Regions from separate parts of the Homo sapiens genome. Here region 1 is linked to region 2. The links are chromatin loops, found by intact Hi-C in ENCODE. Cell type or tissue: B cell. All regions are shown on one strand.

Evidence for each region. Peaks named below come from ENCODE experiments on the same cell type or tissue, not always from the same donor. Only the 100,000 strongest peaks of a DNase experiment are listed, where the experiment ranks them.
Region 1: a loop joins it to region 2, with 4 times the contacts of the local background. A loop is called at or near these places in 15 of 110 quality-filtered maps.

Annotation. Positions count from the first base shown.
Region 1 is chrX:13,469,495-13,477,494 of GRCh38, forward strand. No RefSeq gene overlaps it. Among named protein-coding and RNA genes, the nearest start is that of EGFL6, 96 kb to the right of the region's middle. RefSeq lists enhancers at 1,900-2,039, 4,159-4,208. In B cell, no CTCF peak of the experiment used is centred here; DNase peaks (open chromatin) are centred at 4,387, 4,537 and 4,567; H3K4me3 peaks cover 1,657 bases; H3K27ac peaks cover 4,479 bases.
Region 2 is chrX:13,415,357-13,423,356 of GRCh38, forward strand. LOC124905248 (a long non-coding RNA gene) reads right to left here and starts at 4,749. Exons shown (of 2, transcript XR_007068395.1): 1 at 4,213-4,749. In B cell, no CTCF peak of the experiment used is centred here; DNase peaks (open chromatin) are centred at 4,725 and 5,635; H3K4me3 peaks cover 1,214 bases; H3K27ac peaks cover 3,956 bases.

The DNA of each region.
Region 1 (8,000 bases), 54 kb after region 2:
AGGCCTAAGAATTTGCATTTCCAAGGTGATGCTGATGCTGCTAGTCCAGGGACCATGCTTTGAGAACCACTGTGCAAAGCTAACATTTTTTTAAAGCAATCAATTGCCTTTGGAAAGCTAGCTCATGGACATGTTCACTCACTCGGTCTTCGTGCATCAGCATATTTACAAAGGTTAAATAAAGTGAGGTCTGATTATCAAAAAGGAAGACAGGTTGATCTTATCAGGACATTGACTCAGTTAAACAATTGCCGCCTTCTGAACAGCACCATAAACCCCAATTCTCTAAAGAGAATGTCATTAAAGAATGGAGGCGCTGGGTGCCATTGCTCACGCCTGTAACCCCAGTAATTTGGGAGGCCAAGGTAGGTGGATCGCCTGAAGTCAGGAGTTCGAGACCAGCCTGGCCAACATGGTGAAACCCCATCTCTACTAAAAATACAAAAATTAGCCAGGTGTGGTGGTGCACACCTGTAATCCCAGCTACTCAGGAGGCTGAGGCAGGACTATCCCTTGAGTCTGGGAGGCAGAGGTTGCAGTGAGTCGAGATGGTGTCACTGTACTCCAGCTTGGTTGACAGAGTGAGACTCTGTCTCCAAAAAAAAAAAAAAAGAGGGGCTGGAGACAAACCAGCAGTCCAGCAGTTGAGTGGGAAAAAATGCTGACTAGGGAGTTAGGAGGCCTGGGTTCTAGTTCCTGCTCTTCCCTGAGTGGCTGTGCAGTCACTGGAAAGGAACCTCAATCTGCTATGCTTCAGTTCCCTCAAATAAGTTGTTCTACCAGTATTTAGCTCTGGGACCCCAGGCAAGCCACATGGGTCATAGGCCTTAGTTTCTTAATCTGGTAAACGGGTACAGTGCACTCAGTAATCCCTTTGGCACTTCCACCTAGCCTTCTTTGAGTGTTCTACCCGGAACATATTGATGACCTAGAAAATGAATGCCAAACACTTTCTCCCCATCTGAAAAGAGTTGGTAAAATGCAATAAGACCTAAAAACACTTGTTTGAATTTCCTTTGTGTTACAAAAAGAGGAAACAGAAAGAGTCACTGCTCTCGTGTTAGATGCTATCATTTGATACAATCACATTTCCTGGAATCTTATGAACTGGGATCACCAATTGCCAAGATGACTCAGAGGGCCTAACAGATCACAAGACTGGGGCAACTCCTCTAACCTTCAAGGCTTTATTTTAATCCTCTGGGACTCCACATGGAAATCCATAATAGTTTCTTCAAAGAGATGTGGTCCATTGTATGAAGGCAACTTGGGAATCCCTAATGAATGGATTAGGAGCACAATGGACTGCATCACACAAATGGAGGCACTCCTGTTTAAAAATCAATACACTGAGTAATTCAGAATGGGCGCTGCAATGCAGACCTTGAAGGTCATCGTGAAATAGAAACTACTATGCATCCAGTCCCTCTATTTTTCATATCGATGAAGGAAAGTCACACAATGTGCATGGAATGCAGAATTTTTCTTTATTGAGCTGTTCAGTTGGACCTCAACTCTGTGTGTGTGTGTGTGTGTGTGTGTGTGTGTGTGTGTGTGTTGGTGGAAATATTAGTTTGGTGCAAAAGTAATTGCAGTTTTTGCCACTGAAAATAATGGTAAAAACTGCTATTACTTTTGCATCAACCTAATAAATAGTGACAGACAATAAATGTCTATTATGTGCTATGTAAAAGTAGCCACGTGCAAAGTGTGATGAAGGAAAAGCAGAGTAAGGAGGGTGGAGAGCGCTGTGCCAGCAGGACTCTCTGCTTGAGAGTCAAACAGGACTCCCAGATGCAGAAGAACTTTGAGCAGAGCCCTGAAGGCAGTGAGGGATGAGCTCTTTGGTTTCCAGGAGAAACAGTGTTTCAGGCAGAAGGGACAGCAGTACACAGCCAGTGGAATCCTTGAGAAACAGCAAGGCCTGGGAGCTACAGCAGAGTGAGCCTGGGGTGAGGGGCGTGCAAGGACATCAGAGCAGATGGTGAGAGGAAGGCGGGCAGTGCATGCTGGGGCCTCACTCCAGTGAGATGGGAGCCCCCTGCAGGGTTTGGGGCACCAGAGTGACATGACCTGATGCTCCTTTGGAAAGGATTCCTCTGGCTATATGTGAAGAATATGTTGTAGAGAAAAAAGAGAGGGAAACAGGAGACGAGTGAGAGGATAAGAATCTAGGCTACTAAGATGTGGCTTAACTGGCTGATACCCCTGCAGGCGAAGAGATATGTCCATATTTCGGAGGTCGAATAAGCAGAATTTGCTAATGATCTGGATGTAGGATGTGAAAGAAAAGAATCAAGGATGAATCCAGTGTGTTTGGTCTAAGATACTGGAAAAATGAAGCTGCTGTTTGCTGAGATGTAGAAAACTGAGGAGGCCAGCATGTGTTAATAAAAGGAGGGTAGAAAACAAGGATTTGATTGGGAATACTCTAAATTCAAAATGTGTAGTAAACACCCTTGGGAAGATGGACACATGAATTCAGAGTCCAGAAGAGCGGTCTGAGCTACAGACATAATATTGGGTGGCATCAATTACATACTCCACTCTTTCTAAGTAACAGCATATTCTAAGCTCCAGTGGTAAATAACATATTCCAGCCAAGAATACCTAGATTTATAATAGTACACTTTTCTAACATAAAGAAAATCTGTAGACAAGTAAAATACAAAATTATAATGGTTTTAAATGAAGCATCTTCAAATAAAACCTGTGGGTATAATTCTGTAGCCAGGACAAGCACAGCTCAACAATATTCTGAGGGTCAAATTAGTTCATAAGCTAGACCCAGGAACAACTAGACCTCTTCCATCTGCACCTCCATGCCTTTGTGTAAAAAAGGATTGGGGAAATTGGGCTTCATCAAAATTAAAAATGTTCGTGCATCAAAGGACATTTATCAAGAAAGTGAAAAGACAACCTAAAGAATAGAAGAAAATATTTTCAAATCTTGTATCTGATAAGGGTCTAGTATACAGGGACTCATATAAAGAACTCTTAGCACTCAACAACAAAAAAGACAAACAGCCCATTTAAAAAATGGGCAAAAAACTTAAATAGGCATTTCTCCAAAGATATACTAAGATATACAAGCTTCCAAAAATATGCTCAACATCATTAGTCATTAGGGAAATGCAAATCAAAACCATGATGAGAGATTACTTCAAACACACTAGGATGACTATAATCAAAAGAATAAAAAATAACAAGTGCTGATGAGGATGCAGAGAAATGGAAACCCTTGTACACTACTGGTAGGAATGTATAATGGTGCAGCCACTGTGGAAAACAGTTTGACAGTTCCTCAAAAAGTTAAACAGAGTTACCATATGATGCCACAATTCTGCTCCTAGGTATATACCCAAGAGAATGGAAAACAGGCACTCAAACAGATAAGTGTACACCAATATAAATAGCAGGACTATTCACAATGTCCAAAAGGTGGAAACTATCCATTAACAGATGAATGGATAAACCAAATGTGGTATATACATATGACGAATATTATCTGGCTGTAAAAGGAATGAAATACTGACACACACTACAACATGGATGAACCCTGAAAACGTTATGATAAGTGAAAAAAGCCAGTCACAAAACATCCCATATTATATGAATCCATTTATATCAATAGGTAAATTCACAGAGACAAAAAGAAGAATGGTTGCTGTTAGGCGCTAGGGGGCGAAGGAAGAATAGGGAGTGACTGCTTAATGGGTATAGGGATTTCTTTGGGGGTGATGAAAATATTTTGGAACTAGACATAGGTGGTGGTTGCACAGTATTGTGAATGTACTAAATGCCACTGCACTGTTCACTTTACGATGGTCAATTTTATGTTATGCACATCTCAGCTCAATTTAAAAACAACTAAAAACTTGAAAAGATCAGTGAAAGAAAAAGTTTTGAAAAGCAAATGTCAGAAGAGGAGCCCCCCTCTGCAGCAGGGAGCTATTCTTCCAGAAGTTCTCATAAGTAAGCCCTGGGTAACTCTGATACGGACTGTTAAGTCAACAAAACAATCTCCTTTATGCCAGAGCAGCCAACACTTTCCAAAAGAGCAAGCATCGAAAAAAGTTGGCTGTTTCCCTGGTTTACGTCCGTTGCATTTATGTATTCTGTTGCTTACCATGGTTGAAGTGTTTTGAAAACAACTTGTAACCAACTAAACAAAATAGCCTGATTCTTTGTTTACCAGAAAGAGAAATGAAGGCAACTGCAAGGCAGAACTGAGAAAACTGTGCCTTTGAAAGCACAGACCGTACAGGGAGGGACATGGCTGCTATTTTCAGACTTGTGTGGGTGTGAGGGTAACAGGCCTCTGGAAACAGCTGTTTAACAACAGAATATGAGAAGTCTCCCAGGACTCCAACACCCACCCTCTACAGTGAACCAAGGGAAAGTTCACGAGAGCCAGGGGAGTTCAATACATTGAAAACAATCCGAAATGGGGATTCAACACTGGGGTTTCAATGAGCTGCAGTATTTAGCAAGGCTTTGCCCGCTCTGTTCAAAAGAACAACTCCAGGAAACTGAAAAGCCAAACCAGAAACAGACATGGTGTACTTGCTGAAAGAACTACCCTCAAAGCCGTTTCTGCAGGGATCCAGCCTCCCTCTGGGGGCCTGACAAACTGCCTGCTTCTGGAAGGAAACAGGCTTAGGTAGAGGGACAATTGACTCTTGGGCAAACTTTTGTTTCAGGATCCAACATTAAATGCAAACTCTTTGTTACAATGAAGGAAAGAAGATGGTTTGGAGACTGAACTTGCTTTCATTTTTGTTTTAATGAATCTTGATACGCACTTTTCACAGCTTGTCCCCATGCATTGGAAAGTAAAACCAACCCATTTCCACCCAGCTAGAGAGAACACACTATAAATAGGACCCAAATGGTGGTTCATTAAAAGCTGGATGACAAGCTGAACCGTGTCTTTTTGTTTTTCCCTCAAAAACTGTACGTTCTAGTAAGGAAGACGTCTTGTAATTTAAGGTACAGTTATTCTAAGAATGCTGTATATTTAGCCATCCTTTGGTGAACATTTTTAGTATTTGTTCATTCTATCATTCACTTAAAAAAATCTATATTCATTGCTTGCTGCATGTTAGACATCATGCTAGGCGTGGGGGTAAAGTGATGAGCAAAACAGACACCACCGTTTCAGGGAATAAGTGACGCACAGAGGGATACAGACAACTACTTATCCAGTTGAGGGCTGAGAAGGAAAGGAATATTTTCCATCACCCAAGTTCAAGATCTCCTTCCCCAGTTTTTTATTTTCTGTTCTAAAATTAAACTCTATCCCGGATTAAATACAGTGGGACCACTCCCTAGAAACATGGGCCCCCCAAATCATCAGAAGGCAATAGTCTAATTATCCATTTCCCAAGGTCATCAGGATGATTCAGAGTTAAATAACGGCAGTGGTCCAGGCTGAAATAGAACTCATGCTGTCAGGCCTTATTGCAGTTCTCAGGTTCTTCCCTTTGGATGTCCTGCAAACAGCTCCTAGGACGAGAACACACGTGCATCCTCCCAAACATAACTTACAATTAAATTTACTGAGAAAAGTAGCAGCTCGTCCCCTAAAAAACTGTGAAGTCCGCAAAGACATAACCCAGCTAAAAGATGCACACAAATTATATTACTAAAATGTATGCAATGTATGCAATCAAATTGAAATAGGGAGATTTCCCAGTAAAATCTAGTTACTTGACCACAGCAAAGGCCTTCCTCAATAACAATAGATACCACTTGCTTTATATTCATATAACTAAAAGAAAGTTTTCTCAAAACAAAGGGATAGTTTGCCTCAAATATAAATCCACATCTCCCTCTCTTATGTAGCAAAATACACACCCCCAACATTTAACTACCTATTTGTTCAGTATTTGTTCTTTGAGGTCCCCAAAGCTGTGACTAAGGTCCAGTCCTAACCAGGATCACCTTATTATACTGGTTTACAAGATTTGCAGGTGGCGCAAAGCTGAGTGTGGGACGGGGAGTCTCTGAAAGAACTCTGATCAAAGTAAACCTAAATAAGCTGAATTCAGACACCAATGTTACCCAGATGACAGGTAACCGCCAACTCAGGGTCCTTCACTTCAGGCGGAAAATATTAAGTGCAAAGGGATCAGATTGGGAAGCTGTCATCTAGTAACAATACGTAGGACTTGAGGTCTAAATTGACAGTAAGTTCTATATGAAATAACAACTTAATGGAAAGATCACAATTTTGGGGATTACAAAATAGGGTTCCCATCCTCTAACTTCTATCATACACAGTTCCTTTAAGCAACATTACTATCGCCATTTAAGGGTATTTTCTCTCTTTTCAACACTTGAAAAACACAAATCGTTCTTTACATCTTAGCATGAAATTAAAATATTGAATATTTGGGTTGAAGTGGTGGAGAGGCAGCTGTCTTGAGGTTAAATGGTCTAAAGCCAATGGAGCACAACTGAACAGTTTATCACAGCAAACAACATTCCTAAATGTAAATTTCAGAACGGCTATGGGAGATTGTAGGGAAGCTTGGGGACAGGGTTACACAGGCTGCAGAGCCTCCATTAAAAATAATTTGTATTAAAAAATAAAGACACAATCTTATTTTTACAAGGGGCAATAAATATGTATGGCTGGTTTTATTGACTTTCACTCAGAATGGAGCATGTATGCTTTGGAATTCCATTCTGTAAAGTTTCATTGGTAGTTGATAAGTCAGATCTGAAACCAGAAATTCACGCACACTCTCCTCTTCTTTTAAAAAGAACATTGAATATGCCAGTGTCCAGGGTTTTCTCTTTCGTTGTCATCCTCTCCAACCCTTTCTTCTTCTTCCTTCTAATGATATCAATCCCAAACAAATACCTTGCATTTGCTGCCTTGTACTCTTGCAACAAATACTTTGCCTGTGTTGCAGAATCCTTTTAGGAAAGCTTGCAAGCGGACAGCAGAGATCAGAACGGGACACTGGGGAAATCACCTGAACTGACACCTCACTCAGGGTGCCGGACAGCTTTAGGGAGATTAATCTCCGTGAAGCTGTCCAGCAAGACAAGAATGATGACTGACCATTTACATACTGGGCAGCCTTCCCATCTGGGTCATCAGCCTGGATTTATTCCCAGTTGTCAGGAACCCCAGAGGAGGTGACCTCCATTCAATTTGTCATGGACAACTGTTCTGATCACCCAGACAGCCTTCTCAATTTCCCTTTGGCTGGGGGCATGAGAATGATCAAAGACCAAATAGGTGCATGTAGAGTGGCCTCCATTCTATCCCTAATGGGATAATCCTGATGATTAGAGTCAGGCCTCCAAGAGATCATGGGCCATCTTTGATAGATTCACCACTGATGCCTGGACATCCAGAACTTTCAGAGATGATAAATCAGCTCTGAAGGAACAAAGGCTGGCACTATGAAACAAAAATGGGTGAAACATCAGTGCGACACTAGCAATGGTGCAGCGTAACAGAGTCAGGAAACACACCCAGTTCTTAAAATTCTGATGTCAAATCTGCTGCTAGCAAGAGCGTTCTGATAAAGCAGTTAACAGTTCTGTGCATGGATTTCTCACCAACTCTATAATCACACCACCTATTTATCCCAAAGGAGCAATGTCAGGTTAACCCCACAAACAAATCTTTTTTTTTTTTGTTTGTTTGAGACAGAGTCTCACTCTGTCGCCCAGGCTAGAGTGCAGTGGTGTGATATTGGCTCACTTCAACCTCTGCCTCCCGGGTTCAGGTGATTCTCGTGCCTCAGCCTCCCTGGTAGCTGGGATTACAGGCGTGCGCCACCACACCTGACTAATTTTTGTATTTTTAGTAGAGATGGAATTTCACCATGTTGGCCAGGCTGGTCTCAAACTCCTGGTCTCGAGTGATCTGCCCACCTTGGCCTTCCAAAGTGCTGGGATTACAGGTGTAAGCCACTGTGCCCAGCCAGACAAATCTTATTTTAACACTACTTATTTATGCTTGTAAAGACTTTGCA
Region 2 (8,000 bases):
TTCTGTGTTCAGCTGTAGAGCCACTTAAGCCAGAATCAATAGAATGGTTTTGTGATTGAAGACGGGTCTACAGGCCTCAGTCTCCCACAATCTAGGCTGAAAAGTTTATGAAAGCCTCCAGAGAGGGTCTCTACTATTATTTGCTGCACTATGTTGGGAAAAAAACACAAAAATGAGATCTTGATTACAAATGGTTTTTTTGATTACAAATTGTTTTTTGTGGCTTTTAACAAGCCTTGCTGATATTATTTCACAATTAGACAGTGGAATAAAGCTTTTTAAATGACGTCAATTCACGCTAGCCTTAGAGCTAGCATTTTTACATATTGGCTGTAAAGTAAAGAGTTTTGATTATGCACATTTCTACTTCAGCTAACGCCTTTTATGACAAGTTAATTAATCCTACAAGTCGTAACTAGTTAGTACAGGACTGATAAGAACTGTGGGAAACACATTAAGGACATATATTTGAGATAACAGTAGATAAGGGGGTGAAACGTTTCAGACATGTGGCCGACACAGGTTTGACCGTTAATATAAACAATATCTTGTTTATTTCAGTCCCTCCCAACCTACCCTCAGACTTCCCAGGGGATCCGCTGAGCTGAAAAAAGGTACAGAAAAACTCTCAAAAAGTGTTAAAGTCTACTTCCATTTACCTGAATTAAAAATATATGAAAAGAAGCCAGACACAAAAGGTAGCGTATTGATTGCCAAGGGATGGGCGGAAGATTTTGGGGGGAAATGGGAAGTGACTGCTAGTAGATACTGGGTTTCTTCTGGAGTTGATGAAAGTGTCCTAAAATTGATTGGGATGACAGTTGCATAACTCTGTGACCACAATAAAAGTATATTGAATTGTACCTTGTAAGTGGGTGAACTGTAGGCTACGTGAATTATATGCCAATGAGACTGTTATTAACAAACAAACAGACTGGGAGCATGAGTTGGAGTTACACTGCAGAAGACCTTGACTGCCATCGGAAGGCATTTGGATGTTTGGATGCTACCATTGTCATTGGTAGCCATTATATTTTCAAGGAGTAGGGTCACACAATCAGGTTCCTGTTTTAGAAAAACCACTGTCTTAGCGATATGGAGGGTGGGTGGAAGCAAGGAAAACTTGAAGCGGAGAAAGCAAGGGAACCTGCCAGATTTGTAGCAGAGATTTTTTCTGAAGGTATTAGTTCATGTTTTGTTCTCATGGTATGTTTTCTTCCATTTTGGGAAGGTTAACCCTCATCATGTCATTAGTCCAGAGAGGTATGTGTTGTGAGGCCAAGGGCAAAATTTGTTTGGAGACAGCTTTCCAAACAGCTACCCCTCCCCATCAATACTTGCTACTGTTGTCTATTTTAATACAGCCATCCAAGCGGGTGTGATGTGTTATCTCACTGTGGTTTTTATTTGCATTTCCCTAATGATTAATGATGCTAAGCATCTTTTCGTGTACTTTCTGGCCATTTTATATCTTCACCCTCCATCTTGCGGAAGTGGAAGTTTTACAGTTAGAAATTGATTCCTTTGGTCTCTCAAAGTGAAAATACCTAAGCCCAGTGGTTCTCAAGCTAGGCAATTTTTATATCCCAAGAAGGTTTCTGGATAAAATAAAGACACTCAGTTCAATTTAGATTTCAAATAAACAGTAACTAATTACTTAGTGTATCTATGTTCCAAATATTGCATGAGACATACATAGATTTATAAATTATTAGTTGTTACCGGCATCTAGTGAGCAGAGACCAGGTATGCTGCTAAACATCCTACAGTGAACAGGGAAGTTCCTCACAACAAAGAATGATTCTGCCCAAAGTGTCAGTAGTCATCAACCATTTAATGAGAATAAACTCTGATATTGTTTGGATATTGTTCTCTCCAAATCTCATGTTGAAATGTGATCCTCAATGTTGGAGGTGGGGTCTAGTGGGAGGTGGGGCTCGTGGGGGTGGATCTCTAATGAATGGCTTGGTGCCCTTCCCCCCGTAATGAGTTCAGCAGGATCTGGTTGTTAAAAAGAGACTACAACCTTCCTCTCTTCCCTTGCTCCCTCTCGCCATGTGATAGCTTGTTCCCTCTTCATGTTCCGCCATGATTGTAAGCTCCCTGAGGCCCTCACCAGAAGCAGATGTTGGTATCATGCTTCGTGTACACCCTGCGGAACCATAAGCCAATTAAACTTCTTTTTTTTATATACATTACCCAGTCTCAGGTATTCCTTTATAGCAATGCAAAACAGACTAATACAGACTCTATGAGGTTAATAGACTCTGCTAGGAGAAAGAGCTAATGGCCTCAGGGAAGGGAAAGCCTCTGGGTGAGAGTCAATTTAGTTGACGTCTTTTCTTTTCTTTTTTCTTTTCTTTCTGTCTCTTTCCTCCTTCCTTTCTTTTCTTTTCTTTTTCTTTTTCTTTTTTTTTTTTTTTTTTTGGAGAAAGGGTTTCACTCCATCACCCAGGCTGGAGTGAAGTGGCACCATCATAGCTCACTGCAGCCTCAACCTCCTGGGCTCAAGTGATCCTCCCAACCTAGCCTCCTGAGTAGCTGGGACTACAGGGGCAGGCCACCATGCCTGGCTAATTTTTTTTTGTTCTTCTTCTTCTTTTTGTAGAGATGGGGTCTCGCTACTTTGCCCAGACTGGTCTCAAACTCCTGGCCTCAAGAGATCTTCCCACTTTGGCTTCCCAAAATGCTGGGAAGGCAGGCATGAGCCATCTCCAGCCTCAACTTCTTTTTTTAACGATGCCTAAGGCCTATCCTGGCTGCTCTCTTGGAGAGTCATATATATGATAATAGCTCTCTGCAGGCAGAGAGGAGCCCACTTGTCCATCTGAGAAGTTACCACCAAACAGGCAGAGCCCCAAACAGTACCAGGTTCTCCATCCGTCTGCTGTTGCTGCAAACCAAAGCAGATCCTCTCGTGCTGGAGCAGAAAAAGACCCGAGGCCCCAGACCCCAACTCCTGAGACACAGGGATAAGGAGGCCCCCAGGCAACTCTGTTGGTGTGAAGTGGATCTGTTTGGTTTGAGCAGCAAATGAGCTGAATGACTATTGCTTCCTCTTCCTAGTCAGAACTGCTGACTCTGTACATTTTGCCATTGTCTCTCCATTTTCTCCTCTCTTACCCAAAACACATATTATAGTGGGTATCAAGCTAGCATTTATCAAATTCCTTTGTGTGTAGATCATTTCCAGTAATCTCATGAATGCCAGCTTCCAGTCCCTCATGGAGCAGAGATGAGAAGTTCGTAAACTTGATTAACTCCAAACCCCAGCACCCAGGTTCCTAGAATATTCCTTCTTAAAAACTGCCTCTGCTTTTTTTTTTTTCCTGCTTTGTACTTTATCTGTCCCCATGGTAAATTGGTTCATGTGAGAAATTCTGTGTGCAGGAAAATGGGCAATTCAATAATTCATAGGGCTTCCCCCTAACCATATGAAGTTGCCTTAAGCAGTTCTGTCAGAAATAATTTAACTGCTCAGAGCCATGTTCCAACTCCAAAGATGTCAGACAATCGTTTCCTTCCAGTGACGAAAACAAGCCCAAGGCTCATTCATCTAGAAAGTACTCCCTACGACTCATGCTATATACATTCTTTTGAGTGATTTGGAGACTTCTTGCACCAGTGTTTGTGGCCATGTTTCATTAGAATGTTCGGCTTTTGTTTGGCTTTTGTTTCAGGAACCTATCCCAGAAAGCTGAGAGGATACCCAGAATGAGAGCTGTGTTTTAAAAATGAGTATCAGGTCAAATTGCTATGGAGGAATTGAAGAATGATTGGTGCTATGCATGTAATTTTTTCAAGAAGATAATTTATGATTTCTGTTTTTTAACCTTGCTTTTTTCCCTTCAATTCGACATTTTGTGCCTGGCTGCCTTAGAGGTCTCGTGTTTCTGTGGTATATTTGGACTACATATTGAGGGCCCAGAGGCAAAAGTTAGAAATAAATAACGTCTGTACTATGCAGAAAAGAAGCAGAGCTCTGCTCCAAAGAACTGCTCATAAGCAGGTAATTATTTCTTCTAGAGAATGGAACAATCTATGAGGCATGAAAGTTGTTACATAAATCAACTATCTCTGCTCCCACTGGCTTTCTCTTCGTGACAGCCACACCCACTCGGTGCAAAAGTGGTGCTGAATCAACTTCTATGGAGACCGAATTACAGAGTCAATGTATGCACTGTGGGATCATGGGCCTGTGCGATCACTTACCTTGGCAATAACTTTCTACTCCACGTGAACTCTTCAGCCCCCGTATCACTGTTTTAGGACTTGCCAAAACTAAGAATAACTCCTCGTTTGTCTTGACGGCACCTTCCTTTTATTCTAAAATGATGAAAATTACCGGACGCCAGGAGAGAAGAGTGTTGTCCCTTTATCCTCCATCACATGAAGCGTCACTAACATGAAGTGCTCTTGCCTCTGCCAAAAGGTGGTATTCTTCCGTGTGTAAAGAGTCCTGGGCGGTGGAGGAGATGACTCCCTCCGCACGGGGCCTGATGATAGGGTTTGCCCACTCCCAAGAGTAAGGCTATGGCCCCAACCTGACACACAGTGCCAAAGGCCAGGGGTGGTGCATCTCCTTTCACTACTCCTGCGTCCATAGGTAGAGAGATTATTTTGGTCTCGATGTTTACTTTTCCACAGACCACAGGGCGATAACTACACAAATCAATTTTAGTCCACATCAGAATCTACCCTGCCAGGAAAGAAGTTCTTGACATTATCTGTCACAGTAATCGAAGCATGTCCGTGTTTCCTCATTTTAATTTGAATATCGCCTCCACGTTGCAATGTTTCCAACTCGGTCCCTGAGCATGAAACCACCTGCTTGGGTTTTAATTTATGTTATATCCTTTTAGTTCACCCCCTTCCACATGCAGCGAGCAGAAATAAAAATCTGGCCACCTGCAAAGGATTCTTCCTTAACTGTACATAAACCTGCCACCTTTATATAATAAAAGAAAAAATGATTGTGCACTTTAAAAGCCTGGTAAAGACAAGAGGAGCTCAGAGAAGGGGCTCACCCCCAGCCCGCAGTCCCTACTCACTTGCAGTCCCCATCCATCTCCCAAAGAGATGCTATCTGCCAGTGAGCAGGGCGAATTGAAAATGGGATAATGACAAGACTGTGGGAGGAGGCGATTTCCAAGATCAGTTCCACTGAGACAGACTGTGAAACCCCTGGGGCTATTATGACCTCTAACTAAAAATGGTGGCAATGGATCTCTCTGGGCCTGTATGTTCTTGTGCATAAGGCACCTTACTCAACACAATAGACAATGATCAGACAAGGACAGTGTGTGCATTTCAAGAAGCCTACTTCCAACACTGCCTCAACAATCTGTTATTTTTAGAACATGACTAGGAATTGTCTTCAACTGCCCAATTTCTGTTTCCTTCTAATCAGCCTCTTGAAAGACAGTACTGTATTCCTAAAGCAGAATGTTAGAAGCACACAGAATACTAGGAGGGACAACACAGTCATTGTTAGGAGGGCTTAAAAGAAAGAAAGGGCTGGGGATAGTCTTTGGGCCTGTTTTGGCAGGTACCACGGTTCAGGAGTCAGGTAGGTAAAAGTTTACCAGTTGGAGAACTTTCTGTTGTGCTGAGGGCCATCACGCAAGGTCTGAAAACGGAACAAGCCTGGGAGTAGATGTGCTGTGTATACAGCAATGTGGAAATCACAGCCACAGGCGAAGCATTTGCCTGTAATGACCATACTTGCTCAGTTTGCCATAACATACATAACATATGTAAATTAGCACTTAATACACACCCATTAGGGACAAAGATCTGAAGTTGTGTGGACTCTAAATGGAAAAGGTACTATGATTGAAAAATAATAGTCTAGGGCTTGGCACGGTGCCTCACGCCTGTAATCCCAGCACTTTGGGAGACCCAGGCGGGTGGATCACCTGAGGTCAGGAGTTTGAGACCAGCCTGGCCAACATAGCGAAACCCCGCCTCTACTAAAAAATATAAAAAATTAGCTGGGCATGGTGGTGGGCGCCTGTAATCCCAGCTACTCGGGAGGCTGAGGCATGAGAGTTGCTTGAACCCAGGAGGCGGAGGTTGCAGTGAGCCAAGATTGTGCCACTGCACTGCAGCCTGGGTGGCCTGGGTGACAGAGACTCCATCTCAAAAAAAAGAAAAGAAAAGAAAAGAAAAATAATAGTCTAGCCAAGAGGGCAAGATTAAAAGAAATAAGCACACACAGTCATAATACACATCAACAAGTATATGATCATTTACTGTTGGCAAGGTCCTTGGGACTCAACCTACAAAGACCCACTTATTGAAGAAGAAACTGGGACATTTTTGGTTCTCCATTACTTTACCTTGCAAGGTTTAATGGGATAGCCTAAGAAGAAAACCCAATAATCCTAGAAATCACAAGGACTGTTGAGAGAAAAGGGCATTTCAAAATGGCCACATTCTCTCTGGTATGTTTCCTAATTTGTTTCCAGATTTATTTTTATTTCTAAAGGTTAATTAGAAATTACATGTGCATTTCAAATTTGCTTAGAATGTAAGCTGCCAAAGGGCAAGGATGCTTTCATTTTCTCTTTCTGTAACTCTTCCTTGTATGAGGACTTATCTCCGTATCTAGCAAATAATAAGGGTTATCAAGCAAAAGACAGTACACTGCAAGGAAATGCATTCTAGAGACTCATACTTCTGCACTTACTTTATTTTTTAAAATTCTGTACTCTCAGGCCCTAAAATCCCATCCACTGAAATGGGATCTAGAAGCATTGAGGCAGTGTCCCGTACTGGGTGCAAAGACTTGGTGGGAGGCCCTGAGAAGCTAGGGAAACTCAAGGACTGTGAGTGTCTGCCAGTGGGCAGAGAATGCTGCAAGATCAGAGCATCAAAACCAACTGAGCATGTTTCTTGTAGAATCTAAAATAGTCAAACTCTTAGAAGTAGAATGTAGAATGATGGTTGCTAAGGTGGGGGGAAAGTGGGGAGATGTTGGTCAAAGGCGATAAAAATTCAGTTATACAAGTTGAATAAGTGCTCAGAGTCTAATATACAGTAGAGTGACTACTGTGCTGTCACAATACTGTGTTATATACTTGAAATTTGCTAAGAGGGTAGATATCAAGTGTACTCAGCGAAAGAAAGAAAGAAAGAGAAAAGAGAGAGAGAGGGAGGGAGGGAGGAAGGAAGGAAGGAAGGAAATGAAAAGAAAGAGAAAGAGAGGAAGGAAGGAAGGGAGGGAGGGAGGAAGGGAGAGAGAGAGAGAGAAAGAAAAAGAAAGAAGAAAGAAAGAGAGAGAGAGGGAGGGAGGGAGGGAGGGAGGCAGGGAAGGAGAGAGGGAAAGAAGGAAAAAAAGAAAATATGTGAGGTGATAGATAAGTGAATTCGGTTGATTGCAATGATCATTTCACAATGTCTACATGTATCAAAACATCAAGTTGTGTATCTTAAATATATATAATCCCTATTTATGAACTATACCTCAATAAAGCTCCCCAAAACATCAAGTGAGCACATTTCTTTACAATTTTCTCCAAAACCAGCCCTGCCTTAAGTCAGAAGCTCTGATATGACACTTTGCCAAACCAACACCAGGGATTCACCAGCCTCCATTCCCTCTTCTACACACTGGCAGGGCACACTGAACACCGATAGCTAATAGGCCACTCTCTCTGTCACCCTTGAGAATTTCTCTCTCACCAGTTGGGCTGTATGCTTACTTCAAATCAGTTGTAGAATTTGTTCTCACAGCTGTGTAGGCCAGTTGTACTTGTCACTTGAATTCTGTAATTTTATTAAAACTGGTAGTTTGTGATGGTATGGTGGTTTTCAGGCAGGCAGGCCAAGCAGCAGGAAGCACACATCATGCACCACACAGAGGAGGACTTGGAAACAGAGGCAAAATGTATGGCAGCCCAGCCTAACAGCTCAGAAGAGACACGGTCTAACTACTCACTCATCTCTGCAGCGGATTCCAACAGTCCCCAGGAAAGCTGAAGACAACACTACAAGGG